Regions from separate parts of the Homo sapiens genome. Here region 1 is linked to region 2. The links are chromatin loops, found by intact Hi-C in ENCODE. Cell type or tissue: PC-3. All regions are shown on one strand. Each heading gives the region's core, and the rest is flanking DNA. Links, peaks and the distances in the headings are about the cores only.

Evidence for each region. Peaks named below come from ENCODE experiments on the same cell type or tissue, not always from the same donor. Only the 100,000 strongest peaks of a DNase experiment are listed, where the experiment ranks them.
Region 1: it touches region 2 in a loop (8-fold over the local background); 4 of 110 quality-filtered maps call a loop at or near these places.

Annotation. Positions count from the first base shown.
Region 1 is chr7:3,304,856-3,313,237 of GRCh38, forward strand. All of the region lies in intron 1 of SDK1 (sidekick cell adhesion molecule 1), which reads left to right. SDK1-AS1 (SDK1 antisense RNA 1) reads right to left here. Exons shown (of 3, transcript XR_001744897.3): 1 at 1-8,382. Among named protein-coding and RNA genes, the nearest start is that of SDK1, 7.8 kb to the left of the region's middle. In PC-3, for the core only: a CTCF peak has its summit at 4,461 (motif pointing right); no DNase peak of the experiment used is centred there.
Region 2 is chr7:3,396,644-3,405,025 of GRCh38, forward strand. All of the region lies in intron 1 of SDK1 (sidekick cell adhesion molecule 1), which reads left to right. LOC124901577 (a long non-coding RNA gene) reads left to right here and starts at 2,144. Exons shown (of 2, transcript XR_007060196.1): 1 at 2,144-8,382. RefSeq lists an enhancer at 2,913-3,662. In PC-3, for the core only: a CTCF peak has its summit at 3,456 (motif pointing left); no DNase peak of the experiment used is centred there.

The DNA.
Region 1 (8,382 bases), core at 340-8,339, 92 kb before region 2:
TGGATGTCACTCCTAGAATTGGTTTTAATAAACTTGAGGTTTGATCTGGGCATCAGGATGCTGAGACACCCCCTCCTCCCTCCAGGTGATTCTCATGTTTAGCCAAGTTTGAGAACCACTGCTCTAATGGTTTTACGTGAGGCCACATGGCTTGATTTCCCTTTCATGCCTTCCTGGGCTTATTGTCCTCCCCCAACAATTGCAGTGACTTTTATGGACCTTGGGCCTGTGTTCACTTACACCTGTTCCAGGTTCATGATTTGAAACTCAACAGAGTACACTAGCTTTTCACTTATGTATCGTTTATTCCTACTGAAACTGTTGAGCCCCTGCTTTGTGCTGCCTGAGGTGTACATCGGAATCACTGGTGAAAATTTAAAATACAGTTATCTGGACTCCACCTCAGACCAGTTGGTTCTCAGAAGCATGCATTTAAAAACTCCTCAAGTGATTCTTGTATGTTTGTGTTACTTTTTTTATTTTTTATTTTTAATCCTCGTGTTGGTTAATCCCATAATGTCACTCAATTTCTCTGTCATCCTTAGCCTGATTTTTCTGTGGTCTGGGTCACTTTTCTCAGGCCAATTCCCAGCCTTGGACAGGGTGTACTAATTAGGCATTTCTGCCACTTGTTTGCTAGAGTGTTGAGTTCACTACAAATCTAGCTTCCTTTTGGGCCCATGTTGCTTTCCATTAATCCAGAAGTACTTTGCTTCCCCTCCTCCTAACCTACTCCCTTTACAACTTTGTAATTTGAGTTTCAACTGGAACTTGAGTTCTAGACTCCCTTACTTGAATATCATCTTAATAAAGAGTCTTGCTTAGTGAGTGCTCAGATAGTTAATTAAATTTTATTAGGCCACTGGGTATTTAACAGACAACTGGTCTCTTGGTTGGTTACTGTCTTCCAAATCCAACAATAAGCAGTTATTACCCTCTATGCAGTCTGCATAGCCACCTGTAGCTGTCCTTTATTGAACCTTTACGTGCCAAGCACTAAGTGCTCATTTATTCTTCACAGCAGCTCCTGAGAGGTAGACAGCATTTTTGTTCTCATCTTACCTATGGGAAAACTGAGGCATTCAGATGTTAACTAACTTTCCTGAGGTCCCAGGACCAGGAGTGGTGATGCCAGAATGAAAAGTCTGATCCAGAGTCTGAACATAACTTGAGTTCATAACCCCTGGGCTGGAGCGTTTCCCATGTAGCCTCTGCCTTTATAAGGAGAGGGAAAAATGGGCAGCAATCAGATCTGTACCAAAGGGAAAGACGGTGGTTGATATTTTCTAAAAACAGTATTGAGTAATCTGACCTCAAGTTTTAGATAAACCTTATTTACGATTATGATTGCAAAATAAAAATTACATAATTTGGAAAATAGAGATGAGGGATGTATGTAACCCCTTCCATCTACACATTCGTCTCCTCTAAGAAAATGACTATCACCATTTTGATGTATTCCCCTACCCCAATTTTTCTTTCATAACATAACATGAATTCCAGCTTCATGATGGTCTGTTGGCAGAGATTAGACCACCCCAGAATGGACTACTGGGAGTGCACCAACTATTTATTTGAGGAACATTTGGAAAATTCTTTTATCTGCACTGAAGTGTATGAATTTGAGTCCTTTAACTAAAGGAGGTGGAGTTTGTAAGGTACTGATCTTTTATTAGTTTGCCTTAGCACACATTTTATGTAAACAGTTAAGTTTAGGCTATACTGGGGTTTATACCTAACCAGAAGTTTCCTGGGCCCTCAAATACTGAGATAAAACAACGTGGAAGGCTGCAAGTTAAGTGGGTAATTAAGTGATATCAGGTAAGACTGTGTAGTTTAATTCTCCCTACCAGTTGCCTTTATGTTATTTCCATCCTCAGAGCCCCTGTATTGCTTGTATTGGAATACATAGGATTTGGCGTCTAAGGTGGCAGAGGTGTGTGGCATGTAGTGTCTTTCTGCCTGCCTGCCTTACGGTGTCCCAGAGATCAGAGACTGGTAATGTCAGCTGACTGAAACTAGAGAATGGAATGGACACAAAGTGAGGATTCTGATTAGGTCACGGCTTAAATTTCTCTAAGAAGTAAAGAAAGTGGTAGTTATGAGAGTAGACCTCCAGGTCCAAATGCGTTGAAAGTTGAATTAAGCTCAAGGTGGGGAATGAAAATCACATTGAAAGGTGTAGTATAAAGAAAAATTAAGGTTTATTTACAAAAGAAAGCTATTGATGTTTTGTTATTTGATTAAATACTCCTGGTACCCAATTATACATTTAACCCAAAGTAACCGAGCATTTTAATTTGCATAGTTTCTAAAATTTTATTTGACTTCATTTCTGTAAGGCATTATCTTAAATTTCCCCCTAAGTATGTACACCTCTTTTTTTTAAAAAAAGGGCATAAACGTTCGTAGCCATAATCCTGAGGGAGGACATATTTTGTCAGTTGGGACAGCAAATATGGCACCTCCTGCCATCCTATGGTAGCAAGTAGAAAGAAGCTATAGGTTCTTCAGTGAATCCCTGAAATGCAAAAGTCTGTCACAGTTAGATACCTACCTGCCAGTTATTGATCCTATACCTGAGATCTGTTCTGGAGAGGTTACTACTCTTAGAGCTTCATTATGTGAACAGTGTTGCCACTAAATCCAAATACAAAAATCATGATTATTATGGGAGCATTGCTGTAGGGAACCCTTGTTTATGTATGTGCAATTCTAGTGTTTAGGTGGTTGGCTTCCTGACAGAAAGCTCCAAAGCCAGAAACTCATTCCATCAGCCTGATACCAATCTCCTGTGGGTATTGTGGGAATGAAAGCAGTTTTTATAAAGCTTTCCTAGAAACATGGATATAGTAAATGGAAAAGACATTGGGCTAAGTATCAGTAGGCCTCGTTTATACTTCATTCTGTAACTACTGTGCAATATGAGGAAGTCTATTAGTCTCTCTGAGTCTGTTTTCTCACCTATAAAAGGAGGGATTAGACTAGATGTTCAGAATTGTTCTACTCTGATTCTCTGATCTTCTATATGTTGTCTTCCTTTCTGCCCTTCACTAGAGTCTGCATGTGTCTCCTGTCTGGGGATTCTGTAACTCCATATGTCTTAGCTTAGAACCTAATTTTCTTCATTTTACTTTTCTCAGAGTATTTACAATGTTGAAGACAACTAAGATGCAATGTAGTATTTCTCCTTAGGTGCTGCCGTCTAACACATGATATATTTACTCTAGCCTAAAAATGGTTCATGTTCAAAATTTTAGGTTCTGTAAAACAAATTGGTGCCATAATTTATCAGTATAAGCCTGAAATTTGGAGAAATAAATTTTCTTAAAATGTGAGATGCTTATTTATATACATGGCTGGAAGAAGGGGCAAGGCTAACAAATCTGGAGGTAATTAATGCAGTGAGAAACTTAAAAAGATATGAGAAAATGGCGATGGATGAGAATGTTTATATTTACTGTACAGTGACCATCAGTAATGAAAGAGATTAGTAGATGTCTGTTTTTGTGCTTAACATAATGTTATGTTGGTTTAATTGTCTTCATTAGGGGCTTTTAGTAAAACAAAGGGTCTTTAAAATTAACACAGTAATTTTTCACTTTAACAGGCTTAACTGGCACTTTATTGATATACAGACAATGTCTAGTGAAGATAACAGCTATCAATTAAATAGTCCAATTTCTTGAAAACAGATAGTCAGGTAAATCTATTTCTGATTTTTGGAGATTAGGTAGATGAACATGGGTAAGACTATAGTTTCTGCAGTGTTTTTGGCTTTGGTTCATTTTCAAAAAAATTTTTTTTAAATGGATAAGGCTAGGCTTTAGAGTTGTGGGTTCAAAGAATGGGCTAGACCCTGGGGTCCATATTATTACGTAGAATTAGTCTTTGTGCAGTGTTTGGTTGCCTTTTCTCCTTTCTATAACTCTCCATGGTATTCTAGACCTAATTCTTTACCTTGAGGGGGTTGGAAGCTCTCAAGTGTGTAAGCTTAATTTTACAACGATGAATAGTCTTTCCAATGAGAAAAAAATAGAGGGAGATAACCACGTAATGACTATGGTGATTTGGGGAGGAATATGGAAACTTGGGGAGCTCTGGTAGTTGCCTTTATTAAGAATAGTTGGTAGCAGGAATTTTAGCAACCCAAGCAGGCTAATTAGAATATATTTCAGTTTTAGAGTAAGGAGGGATTTTGTATCATAAAGGTATAACCTATCATACTTAACTAAGGGTGCTGATTTCCACAGGTGGTAGTATTTGTGAGTCCCTCTCTCTGGTGTGATCCTTAATTTATTTTGTGTGTTTGTGAGCCTGTTTTCAAAGTGAAGGTCAGTTTTGTCTTCTCTCTAGGTGTTAGGCGCGATGCAAAAAGAATGAAAGAGATTTTGATAGGGTATGACCAAGCCCTTCTATACAATGGATGTCAGTGTTGATTTTTATACACAAACCACCAGATGGCAACAGAAAAAGTGTTCATATAGGATATAATCTGTGGTTTCCACAGCCAAGTTTTTTTTTTTTTTCCTTCCATGATTCACCACTTTTTAGTATGCTTAGGTAACATGTACAATTTCTGGCTAAGAGCAAGGCGAGTTTATAATACCCAGCTATGTGAAATCAAAACCAGGTAATAGAATAGTGGCAGAGTGTCACTAGAAAAAGATTTTTTTTTTTTTTTTTTACATGAGTGTATAAACTGTTCCCAAAGGGAGCAAGTTTCCAGGGATGCAACTTTGATTTATATTATTGTATAGTCATGCTTTTACTTCTGATTTTTTTTATTCAGCATTTATTCAGCTCTTACAGTAAGCTGTAATGATTTGCAGAACATAAAAGAAAACATGGCTGTTACCCTAAAGCATTTTATGTAACACCTTTAAAAGGAAGAGATACATGAGTTCACAAACATTAAGCATATTTATGTATTTGCCGGCCAAAGGTATTTTTACTCTATGTAGAATTTGTTTTATTTTTGCCTTGTAGGCATATTCCCTTTTTCTAAGCGTGCTGTCTTGGCTCTTCTAAAATGGTTGTCTTAGCTAAAACTCCTGGTTGCAAGCTAGAAACTCAGTCTGAACTACTTAAGAAAAAAAGGATTTTATTGTAGGAGTCCTGGGGTATCACAGTATAATTAGGAGAATTTCTTTACATTTGGCAAGTTTAGTATTCACTTCCACCTAGGGAATAACTAGAGCCACATGCTCAAAAGCTCCCGGGTACTGTCCTTTTGGCCATCATCTCTCAGTTTGCTTCTGTGTCTGTGCTGGCATCATTCTGGATTCACTGGAAATTGCTTTCTTTTTGTGGCTGAAACCCAGCTGTCACCACTCTTTGCATTCCTATTGCTTCAGACCCTCAAAGATAGACTTAAAGCTTTGGTGCTGAGTCCAAAATCTGTGAAATGATCAGATTTGTATTTTAAAGTCATCTTGAGTGGGGGGAATAAACCATTATTTTTGTTGCAAAATTGAGAATGGGTTGGAAGAAACCAGAATGAATGACTGTAGATGTGTTGGACTGTAACAACAATTGAGGTGAGAGAAAGTAGCAGCTTGGGCTAGGTGGTGGTGCTGGAGATGGAGAGAGGTAGATGCACTAGAGAGGGATTTAAGAGGCAAAAAATACATGGGATTTGGTCATGGGTTGGGTATGGAAGGTGAATGAGAAAACATCAAAGGTGACGTCCAGGTTTCTGGCTTGCATGACTAGTTGGCTAGTATAACCATTCACTGAGGTTGGACCACCTCTGGGCAGCATGATCATTAGTTTGGTTTTGAATTTATTAATGTGAGGGACCTTTGAGGCATCTAGACAGAGCTGTTAAGTTGTGTGGATAGATGAATTTTGCAACCAGAGGAGGGTCTGGGCTTTTGGTATAAATATTTGTGGAGACAGTATAGCATACTGTTTAAGAGGATAGGCTTGGCATAAAATAAAACAAAGTTAACCACTTGCTAGCTTTGCATCCTTGGGTTGGCTACTTAATCTTCATTAATCTTGACTTTTCTTATCCCTGAAGAATTGTGTAATGATTCTGCCTGCTTCCTGTAGTTGTTGTGAGGGCTGATTGATATGATTGTAGGTAAGGTGTTTTTATCGCATTACCAAGTACATAGCATGCATCCAGTAAGTGTTAGGTGGTGTTATTTATTCTTTTGTGTAGAGGAATCCTGCCTTATTTATCTTTTCTTTTCCTGTAATATTAGGGAGTGATGAGTCACGGTAGTAGAGTGGGGAGTATGGACAGTTGACATAACTGGAGAGGTATTATACTAATATTAGCCTGGCTGGGATACAACCTGGATAAATTGCAGGGCGATGGGCCTGGGGGGAGAGTAGAGTGATGGAGATGAGTTAGGGAATGGTTATGATAATATAGAAATAATATTTGAACTGCAGTAGTATTGGGATGGAAAAAATGGAATGGTCAGTCTTGCTTAGAGAGGTAAATAGATGAGAACAAAAGGCCATTGGATTTGTTGATTACATGGGTAATGGTGATCTTTTTGAGCTCAATCTCACTGGAGTTCTAGGAGTATAAAGTAGATTGAAGTTCATTATGGAATGAATGGGTAGGGAGAAAAGAGTCAACCGGTATGTTCTTGTTCTATTGAAATTCTCAAGGAAAGAGAACTATGGAGGCATTTGAAATGCATAGTGACAAAAATGATCTTAAAATACCTTGGGAATATTTTTTCCAAATTTGAAATCTATTATTGAGGCTGGGAAAAAAAATTGTCATTTGGCAGAATGGTAAGTAATTATCACAATTCTCTGAAGTGATCATTTCTGTTTCATATGTTGCGACTCGTGGAGGCTTCTAGCAACATTGTCACCAAAGCTGAATGTGGAGGACTCCCTTCACCACCCTGCTATAAACACACAGAAACTGTGGACAAAATATAACAAGAACAAACAAGCGTTTCTGAAGTTTAAAATACCAGGGAATCCCTAGGTGCCAGCTATGAACAGAAAATTCAGAGCTAGGGCGTTAATCAGGAGCTCAAGGCCTGTGGTGGTTTCTGATCTGAATACACGCCCCAATGGCTTAGTCCTGAGGGTCTCATGGAGGAGTAGGAGGCATGGCCTTGGGTCTGCATAGACTTGGAAGGTGGAGTAAAGGTTCTCTAGCATCAAACCTTGAAGGGCTTTTCCATCTGTGAAAAGAGAACTAGAAAAACTTTGCCTACTGGTTTGGGAAAGTGTAGGAAACTTGCTGTCCTCCTGGGGTTGTGATCATTAGGAATAAAAAAGGGACATCTAAACTCCAAGATTGCACCTCATAATTGGGGTGGATTCAAATTTAACATTTCTTATAGTGCAACTAACCTTCAAGCTGAGACAAATTAGCATAAAATCTGGTCTAGAACTATGGAAATGAATAGAGCCCTCAGGTCTGAAACTGACCTGCAGAGCAAATTAAAAATCTAAGACTCTTGCAGAAGAAACAAGTCATGCTATAGATGAGCTTGCAATACAAAAATTGCCCAGCTACACAAGGAAATGAATCACCGTGAAGGAGAGTTAGCAGATGAATAGTATTCCAGGAGATTGAGATGATAGGATATATGAAAGAGATTAATTGCTTAAAATTATGAGAGATGAAAGGGGTAAGATCATAATGAAAGAGCACAGATTAGAAAAATAACATGGAGTTGGAAAAGAACCCAGTAGGACTTCTAGAAATGAAAATAATGGTCATTAAGTGTTTTTTTTTAAAAAAAATAACCTCAATGGACAGGTTAAAGAGCCAGGTAGATATAATTGAAGATAAAAACTGTATTGAAAAATCAATAGATTTTTAAAGGAGATCTGAGGAAATTTCTTCGAATACAGTAATAAGGGATAAAGAAATGGAAAATGAGTGGTTACAATTCATGAACTTTAGAATGAGGAAGTCTCATATTACCTTCTGTGAGCTTCCAGAAAGAGGAAATAGAGTAGGAGAGACACTATTAGAAGATAGAATGGCTGAGAAGTTTTCATAATCAATACAAGTTCTGCCTGAGCTCTTAGTTTCAAGAACCGTAGTAAACCCCACACAGGATAAATAAAAATAAATTCATACCTAGACATATTGTAGATGAAGCCTTAGAAAATAAGAGGAAAGCAGTCTGAGGAAAGTTGATGTCTAGACTGGCAGGCATTTTGTTCATAGCAGAAGATGATTGAATAATAACATCAAAGGCTGGAAGTGGAAATCCACTACCAACCTAGAATTCCATGTCCATATAAAGTATTATGATACTCAAGAGTAAATGAAATGGCTGGGTGTGGTGGCTCATGCCTGTAATCCCAGCACTTTGGGAGGCCAAGGTGGGCAGATCACGAGGTCAAGAGATCGAGACCATCCTGACCAACATGGTGAAATGCCAT
Region 2 (8,382 bases), core at 279-8,278:
TTCATTTTGTCTGATATTAATATAGCTGTCCTCTGATTACTGTTTTCATGATATATCTTTTCCCATCCTTTTGTTTTCAACTGATCTGTATCTTTGTATCTAATGTGAATCTCTTCCAGACAGCATATGGTTGTCAAGTTTATTTTTCTCAGTCTATACTGTTAATCTGCACCTTTTGATTAGATGGTCTAATTCATTTATATTTATTTATATTTAATGTAATTATTAAGATTTAAGTATACCTTTTCATTATATGTTTTCTATAAATGTTATATATTTTTTGTTCCTTCATTCCTCCATGACTGCTTTCTTTTGTGTTAAATGGATTCTTTTCTTAAATGCATCATTCTTGTTGTTTCTTTTAGTATATATTTTGAGTTACTTTCTTAGTGGTTATCCTGGGGATCATAACAAATAACTTAAAATTCAGTTCAGGTTAATCCTGGCATAATTTCAAACATACACAGAATTTTTTCTCACTTGCATGCTTTTTTTGCCTTATAAATTATGTATTTATATGTTATAAGCCTATCAACAAAGTTTTATAATTATTGCTTTATACAGTTGCCTTTTAAAACAAATAGGAGAAAAGCGTTCTCAAAAACAATTATATTGTATTTTATATTTACCTATTTAATTGCCTTTATTGGTACTTTCAAATTTTTTTCATATGGATTTGAATTACTTCAGCTGGAAGTAATCCTTTAGTGTTTCTTGTAGAGCAATTCTGCTGGTGACAAATTCTCTCATTTTTTCTTTATATGGGAATATTTTAATTTTCGTTTTTGAAGGATAGTTTTGCTGGATATATAATTTTTGGTTCGTAGTCTTTTCTTTCCCCCCCCCAGCGCTTTGAATATGTCACATCAGTGCCTTCTGGTCTTTATGGTTTCTAACAAGAAGTCAGCTGTTAATCTTATAGAGGATTCCCTGTAATATGCAAGTCATTTTTTCTGTTGTTTTACAGATTCTGTCTTTGAACATTTTGTCTTAATGTGTGTTTGACTCTTTGAGTTACCCTATTTGGAGTTCATTGAACTTCTTGGATATGTAATTTAATGTTTCTCATCAAACTAGACATTTTTGGCTATCATTTCTGTTGTAGTGTTTTTGCGGTTTTTAAAAATTTGTTCTTAGGGTTTTTATCTCTGCTTACATTACCCACCTCTTCTTGCATGTTTTACACTTTTTTCCATTAGAGCTTTTGGCATATTAATCATAGTTATGAATTTCTGGTTTGATAATTACATAATCTCTGCCATATATGAGTCTGATTCTGATGCTTGCTTTGCCCCTTCAGATTGTGTGTTTTCTTGCCTTTCAGCATGCCTTGTAATTTTTTGTGGAAAGCCAGGCATGATGTACTGAGTAGCAGGAACTGAAGTAGTAAATAGGTCTTCAGTGTGAGGTTTTGTTTATCTGGCTTGTAGGTTTAACGTTTTCTATAACTGTAGGTTTAACGTTTTCTGTAACTGTAGGTTTTCTGTAGCTGTAGGTTTTTCTGTAACTGTAGGTTTCACAGGCTTTAGTTTCCCGTAGTATCCTTGCTTTTTTCTCCTTTATTTTCTTTGGGCTTCCCTAGAAATACCGCCTTAAGTAGAGTCTGTACCTTGCAGCTATTTTAGTTGTAATCCACTGTTGTTCTATTAGAGCCCTGTTGATGTAGTGATAAGGTGTTGCGGAGAGGAAACATTCTATAATCTTGTGATAAACCTCAGATTTGTTTAGTAGGCCTGAGTCCCTGGGCTGTGACCTTCAGAAGAGTTTCTTAGCATTTTTTTTTCTCCTCTTCTGTGAGACAGGGATGCTAGAGGGGACTGAGTTGTATAATCACCTTCCCCTAGGTCACATAAAGTTCTGACAAAGTAGTTTCCCTTGGGAGAAGGCCTTTATTATATAGAACAGAAGGCTCCGGGCATATTTCAAAATACTTTTCCCCAGATGCATTTTGGCATGCTTACTTTTCCCCTTGCCCTTGCTGAGCACATGATTTATTTATTATTTTATTTTTATTTTTATTTATTTATTTTTTTAACCTCCAGTCTTCACCAGGAGAACATAGTGGGACTTCTGGGGGTAAAACTTATGAAAGTGTATGGGTCCCCTAAGACTGAGCCCCCAGTAGTTTTTTTTTTTTTTTTTCCTCAAGCTAGTTTATACTCAGCCTCCAGCAAATAGTGAGTTACCACTTAAGTGTTCCTACAGTTATTTCCTCTAGTAGCGCTCCTCCTAGTAAGCTGTGATTTTGTGTCTCCAGTTTTCAGTGCAACTATTTGCCCTGAGACCTCAGTTCTCTGGTGTATCTAAGAATTGTCCATGTTCAAGTTTTCCACTATTTTTCATGTTGGGAGAGTGGGACTTCCGAGCTCTTTACATGTTGCAACAGAAACCAGCAGTATTATCTCTTCAGTTATTCTTTCTCTCTTCTTTTAGGACCCCAGTTATGTGTAACTTCATGCACTTGGGGATGTCCCAGAGGTGCCAGAGATTCTTTTCATTTTTTTTTCATAATTTATTCTTTTCCTCAGACCACATAATCTCAATGTATCTTTGAATTTGCTGGGTCTTTTTTCTGCTCATTTTTGTCAGCTGTGGACTCCTTACATGAATATTTCCTTTCAGTTATCATACCTTTCAATTCCAGAGTTTTAATTTTGTTCCTTTTTGTGATGTCTGTCTCTTTCTTGACATTTTTTATTTTGTGAGAGTTAAAGAATTAAAGGAAAGTATGAGCATGATGGTTTCCTTTAAAGTTTACGTCTTAAGTTCAACATCTAGGCTTCATCAGGGACAGCTTCTATTGACTCCTTTTCCTGTGTATGGTCTGTACATTCCTATATCTTTGCATGCTTCATATTTTGGTTAAACACTATAAATTTTAAATTATTTAATGTGTAAACTTTGGAAGTTCAAATTTGTTATCCCCCCAGAGTATCATCCTGTTGATAAGGCTGCTGTTACTTCGTATAGTGACTTCTCTGGACTAATCTCATAAAGTTTATTTTCTTCATTGTGTGGGGACACTGAAATCTCTGTTGGGTTTGATTAGTGGTCAGTTGATGATTGGACACAAATCCCTTTTACTAAGTCTCCCATCCTTCTGTGAGGGGCTCTGTATATGTGTTGTGTATGGCTCTTTCCTCGGCTTGTATATGGCCCGGTACATGTGTGTGGAGTTCCAGATACCCACTGTGGACATCTCATTTCACAGGTCTCCCATTTAAATTTTTGGCTGGACTCTTGGCTGCCCAACTGGTATGGCCGACTTAATAGCTGTGGTGTTAATCAATTGCAGCTGATTGTTTTTGACAAATGCCCTAGGGTAGAGGGCTTCTCCTGCTTGGTGAGCTCTGCATGACATCAAGTAATGATAATGCCTTGTGAATGGGGCTTCCCTGAGAGCTGTGAAGCAGGTCAGACAGTGACAGTGCTCCAGAGAGGGCGCTTTTGGGGAAGTCTGAACTGGGTCTGCTCCCTCTGGTGGCTACAGGACTACACATTTTCACATTGTTAGGGAGGCTGCTGGTTCTTAGCCTACTGTGAATGGAGCTTAGGAGAGAGGGATGGAGTAGACCAAGTTAAAATGCCATGAACCAAGCCTTTCTAGCCAAGATTCAGCAGCTTTCCTAAGATAATGCTTTAGATTGTTGTACAGCTTTGGTTAATTTTCAGAATTTTCAAAAAAGTTGATTTTGAAAATTGTGGCAGCATTTTCATTGTTTTTATGCATGGGAGCGTTTCCACAGATCTTCACTCCACCATTCTGAGAGTGCCCCCAACTTCGAATGGATGAATTTTTATAACAAGTGAAAAAGTAAGTCCCTGAAGGTTACATACAGCCTTTACCCATTTTATCAACTTAGAAACAATGAAAAGAACGTATGTACTTATAAATACATAAAAATATACACAGTATTTGTATTACACAAAAATAGATAAACATAAAACTATAAAAAGTAAAGTACAGGATTCTGGATAGTGGTTACCTCAGATGGTGGCAGACCAAAGGATGGGAGTGGGGGTTACCTAGAAATATATGTGTCATAATTAAGGTCCAGTTTTATTTTGTAGTTGGTGGGTTCATGGATTCTTATGGCGTAATTAAAAATATATACACAGGCAAAAACATTTTATGGTTGTGTTTGCCTTCATGTTAACACATGAGATGAGGAATCTATTATGCAACAGAGCTTTATAAAGGAGCTTCAACCTCAGTTTTCAAAGCCATTCTTACGGCCAGAGGAATTGCTTATGGAGCTTATCTCTACCCAGTCTCGTGTAGGTCTGCCTCAGCTGGCCGAACTCCAGTGTCAGGACAGGACAGTGATGATGAGAAGGGAAGGGACAGCAGCCAGTGCCAGTTCGAGATGAGTAGTCATCTAATACTGCCTCTGCGTGGGTCCCTGCTGCCATCCGCAGCCTCATAGCCCTCAGCTCCGTAATGTGTCCTGATGGATTTAGAAGATACATAGGGAGCTGTCATTGTGAGTCTGAAAAATATACAGATCACGCTTCACTTACTAAAATCCATACTTGATGATGTCAGCCACTTACACGAGCATTCAAGAGGTCTTCTAGAATAATCACATGACAAGATTTGGGGGAATACACAGAATTCCAATCAAGATGAGTTGAGCATAATATCATGGAGGCAGGATCAGAATGGAAAGGTAACTGATAACTTGGAAGTTTAAACAATTACAATTTTCCTGTTTACTGTGTGACAAGAGCATTATGGGGCCTTGAAAATGGCAGTGTCACCACTGGGTAATATATTTTATTCAAAGACTTTTTGAGAGAGAGCATCTGTAGAGTCAAATGGTACTTGCCAAACTATTCCATGTATGGAACCCATAGGACTTCATAATTTTATGGTTTGCTGGGGGAAAATAACAAGACCACTCATGGCCCAGGTGAGTCTTGAAGAGGCTGTGGCCACAATATACTGAGCCAGCCGTAGTTCACTGGATGGGAAGACCCAAGTTTGACTTCCAGATTTACTTCTTACTTGCACTTTGGGCAGTTACATTACTTCTCTGAGCCTTATTTTTTTTTTTTATTATGGAGATAATGCTACTGATGTGTAATAATTTTGTATCTACTAGTATTAGAATGTATGAATTACCCCTTAATTTTTCAAATACTTAAACTGTTAACATCTGAATCTTGGCCAAAATGAGCACAAATGGCATTTGTATAAATGCCTAGTTATTAAATGTTATCACTATTTAACTATCTGGATTTGAAGACCAGTGCATGGCGTTTGCTAGGAGTTTATATCATGTTCTTACGTATGTGTGTAGCTGTCTTTACTGCATCTGTCGATTAGGAGGTAAGAACACCTGCTGAATATGTACCTTGAGCTAGCTATTGTGGGAGATATAAAAGAAGCACAAAACTGGATCCTGTCCTCATGGAACTCAATCTGGTTTCTGAGGTTTAGCTTTTATGTGACTCACAGATAGAGCAATGTCACAGAAAATAATATGCGGAAAATAAATGCAAAAAGAACTTGAGAAAGCTTCATGTGGCTCAGTATCCTGCACTCAGTAGGATATGTGGAGGATATATATAAAATCTAATTGAGATTCTTAGGAAAGGCTTTAATGAAGACTGGAGAATGAATGATATCTGTTATAAAGGATGGTGAAGCTTGGCTATTCAGAGAGTAATGGAGGAGGTACTTCAGTAGTTTTTATTGTGTCTGCCCAAGAAATTCACTCGGAAGCACAATGTTTATTTCTGAAGAGGCAAAGACCAAGTTTTAGAAAATAAAGTTCTCCTAAATACTATTATAAAGTTTGAGTATTTCTATTATGATTTTATGACTTCCCATCTGTGGTAGGTGTTTTATTGAAATTATTTGAATGTTATCAAGCTGTGACAACAATGCTTTAAAGGTCATACACAAAGCACAATTAAATTTCCCAAGTGAAATAAGAATGTGCATTGTGAAAGGCAGAGAATTTCAAGTAGTTCAGTTTTGTTGTTGCTTTTTTTCATCTGGGCCATTTTTGAGGTGTTTAAATCAAAAAGTTGTTTTTCTTCTTGATTGCAGTTTTCCCTTAGTTATTTGTGTAGCTTAAAAATGGAAACCAATGTGTTTAAGTTGCAATATTTTTGAGTCTATTAGTTAATATAAACTTTATTCTACACTCAACAGTAGATTGCATTATAGCTATGTGGAATGTAAAGATTATTTTGCACTTATATAAATGTGATAGCTTCTGATTGATACAGATTTAATTATGCAAACTTTGGCTTATTATGAATTAGATGAAACATTTCTATTCCTCTGTTTCTTTCTTTCTTTCTTTTTTTGAGACAGAGTTTCACTCTGGAGTGCAGTGGTGCTATCTCGGCTCACTGCAACCTCTGCCTCCCGGGTTCAAGTGATTCTCCTGCCTCAGCCTTCCCAGTAGCTGGGATTACAGCTGCATGCCACCACACCCAGCTAATTTTGTATTTTTAGTAGAAACAGGGTTTCTCCGTGTTGATCAGGCTGGTCTTGAACTCCTGACCTCAGGTGATCTGCCCGCCTTAGCCTCCCAAAGTGTTGGGATTACAGGTGTGAGTCACCATGCCTGACCTATACTTCTGTTTCTTATGAGCTTACTTATTAGAAGATCTCTAAGATTCCTGTAATTTAAAATTTTGTAATTTCATTTCATTTTACCCATTTACATCATTAAAGTGATGAATGGTTGCTTCTTTCAAATGGTGGGAAATGAATTTTGGAGAATTGTTAGTTATTATTGCTCATTTAAGGTTATTTGAACGTTTTGACTATTTGATGGTGTTTTTTGTTTGATTTGTGATGCTGACTCATAAATACCATGAAAAACAGGTCTTTTTGTTCTAACCGAAAGAGGGATTATTTAGCAGCTTAATGACTTTGGTAAATAAAAGTTTATTTGCACCTATGAGAAAGATGACAGGTAATATCTAGATATCTGAGTAAAGAGTAAAGAGAGCACAAATACAATAAGATATGGAGACTCAGTATCCTATCAGCTTTTTGATGTAAAATGGTACAGTAGTTACTACCTAAGAGAATAGTCTATTTCCATGCTGGTTGCTCACTTGTGTGCTCTTCTGAAAGAGTGAGGGCACTGTGCGTCTGACTGGATACTGGGGTACTCTGTTTCCAAGCTGCATTACAGGGATTTGAAATATCTTACATATATATATATATATATATATATATATATATATATATATATATAATATATATATTTATTTATATTATATATATATTTATTTATTCCATATACAGGCATACCTTGGAGATATTGCAGGTTAGGGTCCAGACCATTGCAATAAAGTGAATCACACAAATTTTGTGGTTTCCCAGTGCATATAAAAGTTGTGTTTATGCTATTTTGTAGTCTGTTAAGTGAGCAATAGCATTATGGCTAACAAGAGTACATACCTTAATTAAACATTTTCTAAAAAATGCCTGCACAGAGACGTGAAGTGAGCTGATGCTATTGGAAAAATGGCATCAATAGACTTGCTGGACATGGGCTGCCACAAACCTCCAAAATTTGTAATTTTACAAATTAAAGCCCTCAATTTGAAAAACATAATATCTGTGAAGCACAAGAAAGCTAAGTGCAGTAAGACAAGGTGTGCCTATATATGTTTCTGTGTATATTTAAATAACTTATATTAATAGCTGCAAACAGTAGATTTCTTCCGGTGTATGGCTTTGTCATTGTTATCACTGATTTGTAATAATTTACCTCTTTTTTGTATGTTTTATTATTTTCTGCCATGGTTGATAAACAAGTTAATTTACTCTCAGAACAGAGAATCTGCAGTATTATTATTAATAGTGACTGTTGACTTCTTTTGTCATCTAAACAACTTGTTAGTCTGCCCTTAGGCTTGACATTATTTTTGTTGTGAAAGAATATTCAGTAAAAAGTTTTGACATGTTTAAAATCATTAAATACTTCCAAACTGGTTTGGAAAGCTTCTCTGGGCTGAAAGCCAGTTGATTCTTATCAGTCTTTTTGCATGACTGAAGTCAATTACTTCAGAGCTTGAACAACTGCAGCCTTGGTAAATGGTCCAGTACTGTCCAGTAGTACAATATGGGAGGCTTTTAAATGCTACTGTAATTGGTAGTTTAACAGATGTGTTTTGGTTGGACAAGAATGTAAAAGCTATTTTGGAGCATTTTCAAAGGCATGAAGTTTAAAATAATGTAATGTTAATTTTGTGCTCTGTAATGTATATCGTAAGATTGAGGTCTTAATGTTTGTATTAAGTAAGTGAAAATATTCAAATGAAACTTGTGTAGAAAAGGAACTGCCTGTGTTCAGAAAGATTCTGAACAAAAACAAGTGAATTTTCAGAACTGAACTAACAGTTGCC